Linked DNA regions of Homo sapiens: region 2 is linked to region 1. The links are chromatin loops, found by intact Hi-C in ENCODE. Cell type or tissue: tibial artery. All regions are shown on one strand. Each heading gives the region's core, and the rest is flanking DNA. Links, peaks and the distances in the headings are about the cores only.

What was found. A loop is a pair of places that touch in the nucleus more often than their neighbours do. Peaks named below come from ENCODE experiments on the same cell type or tissue, not always from the same donor. Only the 100,000 strongest peaks of a DNase experiment are listed, where the experiment ranks them.
Region 2: it touches region 1 in a loop (7-fold over the local background); 2 of 110 quality-filtered maps call a loop at or near these places.

The regions. Positions count from the first base shown.
Region 1 is chr5:43,458,284-43,463,661 of GRCh38, reverse strand. The region is part of intron 1 of TMEM267 (transmembrane protein 267); the gene reads left to right. Among named protein-coding and RNA genes, the nearest start is that of TMEM267, 23 kb to the left of the region's middle. In tibial artery, for the core only: no CTCF peak of the experiment used is centred there; no DNase peak of the experiment used is centred there.
Region 2 is chr5:43,394,320-43,399,697 of GRCh38, reverse strand. The region is part of intron 1 of CCL28 (C-C motif chemokine ligand 28); the gene reads left to right. Among named protein-coding and RNA genes, the nearest start is that of CCL28, 15 kb to the left of the region's middle. RefSeq lists silencers at 2,380-2,469, 2,520-2,579. In tibial artery, for the core only: no CTCF peak of the experiment used is centred there; a DNase peak (open chromatin) is centred at 2,617; H3K4me3 peaks cover 1,497 bases; H3K27ac peaks cover 812 bases.

The sequences.
Region 1 (5,378 bases), core at 171-5,170:
TGATTTGAGTATATTGAACCAGCCTTGCATCCCAGGGATGAAGCCCACTTGATCATGGTGGGCTGGATCATGGTGGGGTGGATTTTTGATGTGCTGCTGGATTCGGTTTGCCAGTATTTTATTGAGGATTTTTGTATCAATGTTCATCAAGGATATTGGTCTAAAATTCTCTTTTTTGGTTGTGTCTCTGCCAGGCTTTGGTATCAGGATGATGCTGGCCTCATAAAATGAGTTAGGGAGGATTCCCTCTTTTTCTATTGATTGGAATAGTTTCAGAAGGAATGGTACCAGCTCCTCCTTGTACCTCTGGTAGAATTCGGCTGTGAATACATCTGGTCCTGGACCTTTTTTGGTTGGTAAGCTATTGATTATTGCCACAATTTCAGAGCCTGTTATTGGTCTATTCAGTGATTCAACTTCTTCTTGGTTTAGTCTTGGGAGGGTGTATGTGTCGAGGAATTTATCCATTTCTTCTAGATTTTCTAGTTTATTTGCATAGAGGTGTTTCTAGTATTCTCTGATGGTAGTTTGTATTTCTGTGGAATCAGTGGTGATATCCCCTTTATCATTTTTTATTGCATCTATTTGATTCTTCTCTCTTTTCTTCTTTATTAGTCTTGCTAGCGGTCTATCGATTTTGTTGGTCTTTTCAAAAAACCAGCTCCTGGATTCATTAATTTTTTGAAAAGTTTTTTGTGTCTCTATTTCCTTCAGTTCTGCTCTGATTTTAGTTATTTCTTGCCTTCTGCTAGCTTTTGAATGTGTTTGCTCTTGCTTTTCTAGTTGTTTTAATTGTGATGTTAGGGTGTCAATTTTGGGTCTTTCCTGCTTTCTGCCAATAACTATTAAATTTGCTTTTTTAAGGCTATTTTTTAGATCCTGTATGTGTGCTTCATTGTTTTTTATTCTTTTTCCTTTTGTCTCCTCTGACTGTATTTTCAAATAGCCTGGCTTCAAGCTCACTAATTCTTCTGCTTGATCAGTTTTGTTATTAAATGACTGTGGTGCATTCTTCAGTATGCCAATTGCATTTTTCAGCTCCAGAATTTCAGCTTGATTCTGTTTAATTATTTCAATCTTTTTGTTAAATTTATCTGATAGACTTCTGGATTCCTTTTCTGTGTTATCTTGAATTTCTTTGAATTTCCTCAACACAGCTATTTTAAATTCTCTGTCTGAAAAGTCACATATCTTCTTTTCCAAGATTGGTCTTTAGTGCCTTATTTAGTTCATTTGGTGAGGTCATGTTTTCCTGGATGGTGTTGATGCTAGTAGATGTTCTTCAGTGTCTGGGCATTGATGACTTAGGTATTTATTGTAGGCTTCATTGTCGGGGCTTATTTGTACCCGTCCTTCTTGGGAAGGTTTTCCAGATATTTGAAAGGACTTTGGTGTTATAATCTAAACTATATCTGCTTTAGAGGGCACTCCAAGCCCAGTAATGCTGTGGTTCTTGCAGACTCATAGAGGTACCGCCTTGATGGTCATGGACAAGATATGGGAGAATTCTCTGGATTACCAGGCTAGGACTCTTGTTCTCTTCCTTTACTTTCCCTCAAACAGTCTGTTTCTGTGTTCTGAGCCACCTAAAGCTAGGGTGAAGTAACCCAAGCACCCCTGTGGCCACAACTACCATGACTGTGCTGGGTCAGACCTGAACCCAGCATGGCACTTGGTCTCACACAATGCCTGCTATATTCACTTCCTGGCTACTGCCTATGTTTGCTGTAGGCCCTGGGACTCTACAATCAGCCAGTAGCAAAGCCAGCCAGGCCTATGTCCTTCCTTTCAGGGCAGTGAGGTCCCCCAGGCCCTGGGTGGGTCTAGAGGTACCATCTGGGAGTCAGGGACTAGAGTCAAAAACCTTAGACGTCTACCTGATGTTCTATTGCACTGCAGCTGAGCTGGCACTCAAACCACAAGATGCAGTCCTTCCCACTTTTCCCTCCCCTTTTCAAAGACAGAGGAGCCTGACTCCATAGCCACCACCACCCCAGGTCACAAAGAGTACTGCCAGAACACTGCTAATGCCCCTTAAGGCACAAGGTCTCTTAAGTCAGTTTGTGGTGGATGCTGCCTGGCCTGAGACCCACCCTTTAGGGCAGTGGGCTCCTCTGTGGCCCAGGGCAGGTCCAGAAATGCCATCCAAGAGTCATATCCTGGAATCAGGGACCCCAAGAGCTCACTTGGTGCTCTATCCTCCTATGCCTGTGCTGATACCTAAGGTGAAAGGCAAAGTCCCCTTTAGTTTTCTCTCTGCTTTTGTCAAACAGAGGGAGTTTTTTCCCATAGCCACCACAGCTGATAATGTGCTGAGTCTCACCTGAAGCCAGCAAGTCTCAGAGGCTCACGCAAGGCCCTTGATGTAGTACCTGTGTATCACTGCTGGTTGTTCAGGTCCCAAGGGCTCTTCAGTTAGCAGGTGATGAATGCTGCCAGTTTTTGAGTCCTGTCCTTCAAGGCAGGGGTTTCCCTTCTGGCTCTGAGTATGTCTAGAAATGACATCTGGGAACTAGGGCCTGGAATGGGGCCCTCATGACTCTGACCAGTGTCCTGTCTTGCTGTGGTTGAGCTGTTATTCTCCTCAAGCAAAAAGAAGGGGTCTCTTTTGGAGCCTCAAGATGTGCAGCATGGGGTTAGGTGAGGGTGATGCCAGCATACCTTTGGCTGCCCCAACTTTGGTCTCAGTATGTCATGTGCCCACGCAGTCCACTGTCTCTGGGCCTAGTTCAGCTCTAGGACTCACCTAAGGGTTGCAGTCCTTAAGGCCTACACTGCCTTTCAAGTTTACCTGGAGACAGAGGGCACTGTAGCCCTCAGTGGCGAGGTTTGCAGAAACTCAAATTCGGACCAATGGAATGGGCATTTCCCCTCTGGCTTGGGCTAATTTAAATGCTCCCTCCGTGGCTGGACATCAACTGAGTTTAGTCTGGTTTTCCTTTCTGCTCTAACAGGACAGCACTGAGTTCAGTGCCTCAAAACTGCTGTGTTCTCCCTCCCTCAGTGCCCAGAGATGCTCTCTGCCCCACTCTGCCACTTCTGGGGTGTAGGGGAGGGGTGGCCTTAGTGATTCAGGACTGTTTTTTGCTTTTCTGTGTTTTGTTTTTTTTTTAATCCCTTCTGTGCCTCTTTCAGTGGTGTGAAGTTAAAACCAGGTACTATGAGTCTCACCTGATTTTTGGTTCTTATGAAGGTATTTTTTTTCTGTGTAGATAGTTGTTAACTTGTGTTTGGGGATGATTGGTGGAGGCTTCTATTCTGCTATTTTGCTCTGCCTCCCTAATTCAAATATGTGGTTAACTTTTATGGGGGTTCCGTGAACATTTGAAAAGAATGTGTACTGTTTATAGCAGGAGTCCCCACCCCCAGGCCATGGACCAGTACAGGTTCATGGCCCATTAGGATCCAGGCCGCAAAGCAGGAGGTGAACGGCAGGCTAGCAAGTGAAGCTTCATCTGTGTTTACAGCCACTCTCCATCACTGACATTACTGCCTGAGCTCCACCTCCTTTCAGATCAGTGGCAGCGTTAGCTTCTCATTGGAGAGTGAACCTATTGTGAACTGCACATGCGAGTTCTAGGTCACGTGCTTCTTATGAGAATCTAATGCCTGATGATCTGTCACTGTCTCCCACCATCCTAAGATGGAACTCTCTAGATGCAGGAAAACAAGCTAAGGGCTCCCACTGATTCTACATTATGTTGAGTTGTGTAATTATTTAATTATATATTACAATGTAATAATAATAGAAATAAAGTACACAATAAATGTAATGCACTTGAATCATCGCAAAACCATCCCCCTCCACAGTCCATGGAAAAATTGTCTTCCACAAAACCAGTCCCTGGTGCCAAAAAGGACTGGGACCACTGCTTCATAGCATATGAAGTTGTATACCTGAGTATGAAATAAAATTTATAAATTATATTATTCAGATTATGCCTTTTATTGACCACTTAATTTTTTGCTGCTGTTGTTTGACATGTAAGCATCCTCTTACCCCATAGAACTTTACTGTGATGTGAATATTTTATCCTTTTCAGTTCTAATTAATCATTTTTACCTTGAATTCTGTGTTTGCAGTTAATATTACCATTGCTACTTAATTTTGTTTGTATTTCTTAGACATATATTTTCTCATCTCTTTATTTTCTATATTGTGAAGACTTTTTGTTTGAGGTGTTTTGTTTTGAACAATAATTTAGTGATGTTTTCTTTTGCCCCAATCTGATTATGTTTGTCTCTTTATAGAGAAATTTAACACATTCACATTTGTTGTGGTATTTGTATTTTATTTGGTCCCTATTGCTTTTTGCAGAGTGGGGGTGAGCTGGAGGGAAGTAAGGTTTTCTTTTTTTTCTTTTCTGTCTTGCTGTATTGATCAAATTTTCTTTATTTGTCTCCCTTCCTGCTAGAGATTGAGAAGTTCTACTGCTCAGTTTCCCCTACCCCCCAAAATCATACATGGGTGTATAATTTCTAAGGCAAAACTTTTAAAATTCACAGTTGCCACATAGGTGCCATAATTTAACTATGCTTAGAATGCTACAGTCTATGATCTTTTTCTCTCAGAGTTCTGTAAATGTTACCTCACAGTATTCTGACATTTAGGGTTGATGATAATCACATTCTCTTTCTTTGGAAGATAATTTTTTTTTTTTGACATAGAAACTCTAAAGGTTTTCTCTTTATTTTTGGAAATTTTTTTTCAATGCCCAACTCTTTGTCTTATATTTTCCCCTTAAGCTTTGGAAAAATTATTTGCAAATGTTCTCATTTACTAATTTTGATGTTTGAAAGATTCACGCCACTGTGCATTCCTTCAGTGCATAGTAGACTTTGCATTGAGTTTTTATTTGGGTAATCAACTTTTTCATTTCCATAGTTTCTTGTTTTCATATTTCTCCTTTTTTACAAAAGCCTGCTGTTTTATAATCAATGAAGTGTACCTTCCTAACTTTTTAACATCTTTGTTGGAGTATAATTGACATGTAATTAACTGTATATGTTTAAAATATACAGTTTGATACGTTTTGACATATGTATGAAACTGTGAACCATGGAACTATCACCACAGTCAAGATAATGAACATATGCGTCCCTTACCAAAGTTTCTTTATTCTCCTTTTTAATCATTCCTGCCTCTACTGTCTTCAGGAAACCATGGATCTGCTTTCTGTCACTATAAATTAGTTTGTATTTTGTAGACTTTTAAATAAGTAGAATTATACTATGCACTCTTTTTAAAAACATATTTCTAGGCCAGGTTCAGTGGCTCACGCCTGTAATCCCAGCACTTTGGGAGGCTGAGGTGGGAAGATTGCTTGAGGCCAGGAGCTGCAGACCAGCCTGGGCAACATGGTGAAATTCCATCTCTA
Region 2 (5,378 bases), core at 77-5,076, 64 kb after region 1:
ACTGTGTAATTGTAGATAATTTGGGACATAAGAGCTTGACCAAAAACTGAAAATACTATTCCTAGAAAAAAAGCAAAAATATTTTGGACATTAAAAGCCTTAAAACAAGATAAAAATGAAACACTGATAAGATCGGAGCTTAGTTCAGTCCAAGAAACTTTTTTAGCACTAATACCAGACAATGTGCTATGTGGTGGGGGGTTACAAAGATGCCCTGTGGGAGCTTACAGTCAAAAGACAGTCATATAGACTCTTAATGTCATACATGGTAAAGACTAAGATATAGGAAAGCACAAGGTACTGTGGGACCTCAGATTCAAATGGGGAAATGACAAAATTGGAAGAAAGTAGACAACTGAGAGGTTCAGCAGTCCAGAAGTCAATTAATAAGGTCCTGAACTAAGAGTGGTAACAAGGAGAAAGAGGAGACAGATCTGAAAAGTGTTAAGGAAAATACAATCTACAGGAGTTTGACTGGCCATGGGAGTGCAGAAGATGGAATTACACTTGGATAACAGTACAAAGTGATTAAACGAGATGAGAAAAGGAAAACAGTAGATTTAAAGTGGCAGGAGATGATGTCTTCAGTTGCGGCTCTGTTGAGTTTGGGGTGCCTGTGGGATATCCAAGTGCATATTCAATGGCAGGTGGATACACATCAGAATATTTGGGTAGAGCTAAAAAAACACATTTTGAAGTTACTGACATAGTAAAAATTTTAAACATGAGATGTGGAAAGAAAAGAGCAGTAGGTTAGGGATGGCACTTTCAGAATGCTAACTATTGAGGAGAGGGCAAAGGAGGACGCATTCAAGAGGCAGAGAAAGTAATTTCTCTTCTTTTTTTTTGAGATGGAGTCCCTCTCTGTCGCCCAGGCTGGAGTGCAGTGGCACAATCTCGGCTCACTGCAACCTCCACCTCCCGGGTTCAAGCAATTCTCTGTCTCAGCCTCCTGAGTAACTGGAATTACTGGCGTCTGCCACCATGCCCGGCTAATTTTTTTGTATTTTTAGTAGAGATGGGGTTTCACCATCTTGGCCAGGCTGGTCTTGAACTTCTGACCTCGTGATCCTCCTGCCTTGGCCTCCCAAAGTGCTGGGATTACAGGCATGAGCCACTGTGCCCAGCTGTAATTTCTCATTATTCAGAATATTAGAAGAGACTAGTAACTAGGAATATGGAAATTTTCAAGGAAGGAATGGGTAAGTGTTAAATACAGCAGAGAGGTCCAATGAGACAATGTTAGAAAAATGTCTGCTCTGCCTGGGCACAAAGTGAGGTCCCATCTCTACAAAAAAATAAAGAAATTAGGTAGGCATGGTGGTGTGCACCGGTGGTCCCAGCAACACGGGAGGCTGAGGCAAGAGGATCACTTGACGCCAGGAGGTGAAGGCTGCAGTTAGCTGTGTTTGTACTACTGCACTCCAGCACTCCAGCTTGGGTGACAGAGCAAGATCTTATCTAAGGAAAAAAAGAAAAAAAAGTCTGCTAATTGCTAATTGTAGGCGCCCTGAGGGCAGGTACTATGACTTATTAATTCTTATATACTCGGTGTCTGTTACAAAGACTGATACAATGCAGGCAGCACCCTATAAATGCTTCTAGAATTTTACTGATGTGACAATCACTTGAATTAGTAAAATAACACACTTCTACGATTCAAAAAGAAACATGTCGGTACTAGATATTGTAGACATTTTTCCCAAGGGAGCTTTTTCTTGACCCAACTCTGCCTAAATTTTTAGTAGAAAAATATTAATAAAGGAAATACAGAAAATACCTTTCCAACAGAAAGAATAAAAAGCAAAGAAAAAGGATTTAAAAACGCAAAAAAAAGAGAGAATAAATGAATACAAACCAAAAGATTAGTGTAGCAATGTCAATAACAGAAAAATATGATTTAAGCAAAAAGTTATAGTAGAAATAGAGGAATCTTAACCGAAAGATAAAAAAGTTCACTTCACAGAAAAGCTATCTCTAGGGCCCAGACTCCTGTGAGGCAAGAGAGATGATCGAGGCGTGAAAATGCAGTCAGATTTTGTTTTTATTTAAAATTGCAGCATTTTACTAATCATAGACTTTTTTGCATTAATTTTTATTTTTAAAAATATTGCATCCAAATATTGCTTATCTTCATTACGGAGTTCTTTTGGCGGTCCCTTAAATTCTGCACCTGAGGCTCGTGCCTCATTTTAATTCTGGCTGTGGACCAGGAGGGTACTTGGGCGTCTGAAAACATAACCCCAAGTGTTGTATCACATAAGTAGACAGAAATGCAAGAAAAAAAAAAACTGGCATAATCCCAATAACAGTGGGAGATTTTAACATACCCGCATCAAAAGCTGGCCGATCAATTAAAAAAAAAAAAACTAGTAAGGGTTAGGGAATGCGTGCACAATACAACGTTTTCTCCTGCAGCTCTGTGAAGGGCAGCCCGCGGTAGGCTAGGCCTGGTCCTGGGCGCCCCAGCCGGCTCCCCCGGGTCCAGGCGTGCGCCTGCGGGCGACGTGCGCGTCTGGGCATCCGGCCGTCACGCGCTGCCTGGGACTCCACCCTACCTACCCTTCGCGTAGTACTTGTTATACTTTGGCAGCTTCTTCACGTCGGTCCTCTCCGCGCGCGGGTAGGAACCGTCCACGGCCTTAAAGAAGCCTCCTCACCAGGTCAGTGGCGCCAAGCAGGTTGCGTACGCGCAGAGGCGGGAAGGGCGGCTGGACGTCGCCCAGGTAAACGACGTCCCGCGCCACCCCTTTCTTGTTGCTGTCGCTCTGCACTTCCCGCGCTCTTCCTTGCTCTCTGCTTCGGCTACCGCCCGCTGTTTTCCACTTCAGTCTCTCCTGGTCCACGGCAGCCACGACTACAGATACCAGTAGCGCGACAGCCTCAAAGCGCCATAACGTCGTGCTTTTCTTTTTTCGTTCTTTCTTTCTTTCTTTCTTTTTTTCTCGTGCTTTGTTTCCTCTGATTTTCCTTTTCCGGGTTTTTAGTTGAACACACGTTTTTTTCGTGTATGTGTTTTAAATAAATGCATTTAGGGCTAAATTTAACTGTACCCCACCCATTATAATAAATAGTACTTTTACGATTTTCCAGAATAAGATTTTGTGGTTTCCTCTTTAACCCATGAGTTGAATGCTTTGTTTCTAAGCTTAGAGCCAAACATTTATTTATTATTAGAGACAAGGTCTCTGTCGCCCAGGCTGCAATGCAATTGTCAGAGGCGAGTGAACCAGAGCAACTCCCATCTTAAAATAGGAGCTAGGTAAAATGAGGCTGAAACCTACTAAGCTGCATTCCCATCTAAGTCACAGGATGACATAGGTCAGCACAAAATACAGGTCATAAAAGACCTTGCTAATAAAACAGGTTGCAGTGAAGAAGCCGGCTAAATCCTACCAAAACCAAAATGGCCACAAGGGTAACCTCTGGTCGCCCTCACTACTACACTCCCATCAGCGCCATGACAGTTTACAAATGCCATGGCAACGTCAGAAAGTTACCCGATTTGGTCTCAAAAGGGGAGGCATGGGCTGGACGCAGTGGTTCACGCCTGTAATCCCAGCACTTTGGGAGGCAGAGGCGGGCGGATCACGAGGTCAGGAGATCGAGACCATCCTGGCTAACACGGTGAAACCCCGTCTCTACTAAAAATACAAAAATTAGCCGGGTGTGGTGGCGGGCGTCTGTAGTACCAGCTACTGGGGAGGCTGAGGCAGGAGAATGGCGTGAACCTGGGAGGCGGAGCTTGCAGTGAGCAGAGATCTCGCCACTGCACTCCAGTCTGGGCAACAGAGCGATACAGAGCGATACTCCGTCTCAAAAAAAAAAAAAAAAAAAAAAAAGGCGGGGGGTAAGGCATGAATAGTCCACTCCTTGTTTAGCATATCATCAAGAAATAACCATAAAAATGGGCAACCAGCCACCCTCAGGGCTGCTCTATGAAGTAGCCATTCTTTTATTCCTTTGCTTTCTTAATAAACTTGCTTTCACTTTGCACTGCGGACTGGCCCTAAATTCTTTCTTGCACGAGATCCAAGAACTCTCTCTTGGCGTCTGGATGGGGACCCCTTTCCTGTAACGCAATGGCAGGATCAAAGCCTCCAACTCCTGGGTTCAAGTGATCCCCCTGCCTTAGCCTCCCAAGTAGGTGGGCCACAACGCCTGGCTAATCTTTTAAATTTTTTGTAGAGACAGGGTCTCACTATGTTGCCCAGGCTGGTCCTGAACTCCTGGCCTCAAGCAATCCTCCCACCTCAGTCTCCCAAAGTACTGGGATTATAGGTATGAGCCACCACACCTGGCTCAAACTTTTAAACTATTACTTTGCACAGGAACCTTCACTTCAAACACTAAGAATTTAAAAAAGGAGCCATGACTGCAAATACAGTGAGATAAAGCTATGACACTTTGTGAGAATAAAGTAGAAATTGTGGATAAAATGAACAATTTCTTGGAAAAATAATAAATATATAAATATATATGTAAATATATATATATTATATATACAAGTAAGCCAATAACAAATCCAACTTAAACATCTTTCCTCAGACACCAGGCCTAGATAGTTTTTTAAGTTTTACCAAAAATTGGAGGAACAGAAAATCTTTATCTTATACAAACTCTTTCAAAGGATGGAAGAACAGAGAAAACTACCTAATGCATTGTTGAGATTAACATACCCTTAATACCCAAAACATGGAAGGATGGTAACAGGGTATAAAAGTATAGATTAATTTATGAACAGAGGTGCAAAAATCTTAATAAATAGCATATCTTATACAATATATAAAAATTAATATATTATGAATAAGTATGGTTTATCCCAGGAGGGCAAGGAAGAAAATAGATTAATCCACCGCAGCAATTTAAAACTTTCAATGGGCTAGGTACTGTTCTAGGCATTTAGCAAAGTAACAGATTTTAAAAGAGAAAAATCCTTTATTTCCTACACAGGAATTGAGAAGAAAGAGATGAAAATGACGATTTACCTGTAAAACTGGAGTATCTACTCCAAACTATTAAAAATAAAAAAATTCAGCAAGGTTGCTGGATACAAGAGCAACATTAAATAATCAATAGAATTCTTATACATAAAAATTAACTAATTAGAAAAAAGTATTTTTAAAGAGTTCATTCACAATACAACAAAATATATAAGGTACCTAAATATAGATCTAAGATATACGACATTATCTTATCATTTTCTTCATAAAGATCTTGGAGGACCAAGAAAATCTGAATAGATAGAGAGATAATTCCATATTTATGAATGGGAAGACAATATATTTCAGATCTTAGTTGTAAACTTAGTGCAATTCCAACCACAATTCCTGAAATTCTTAAAGAACTAAGCAAACTGATTCTAAAATTTATCTAAA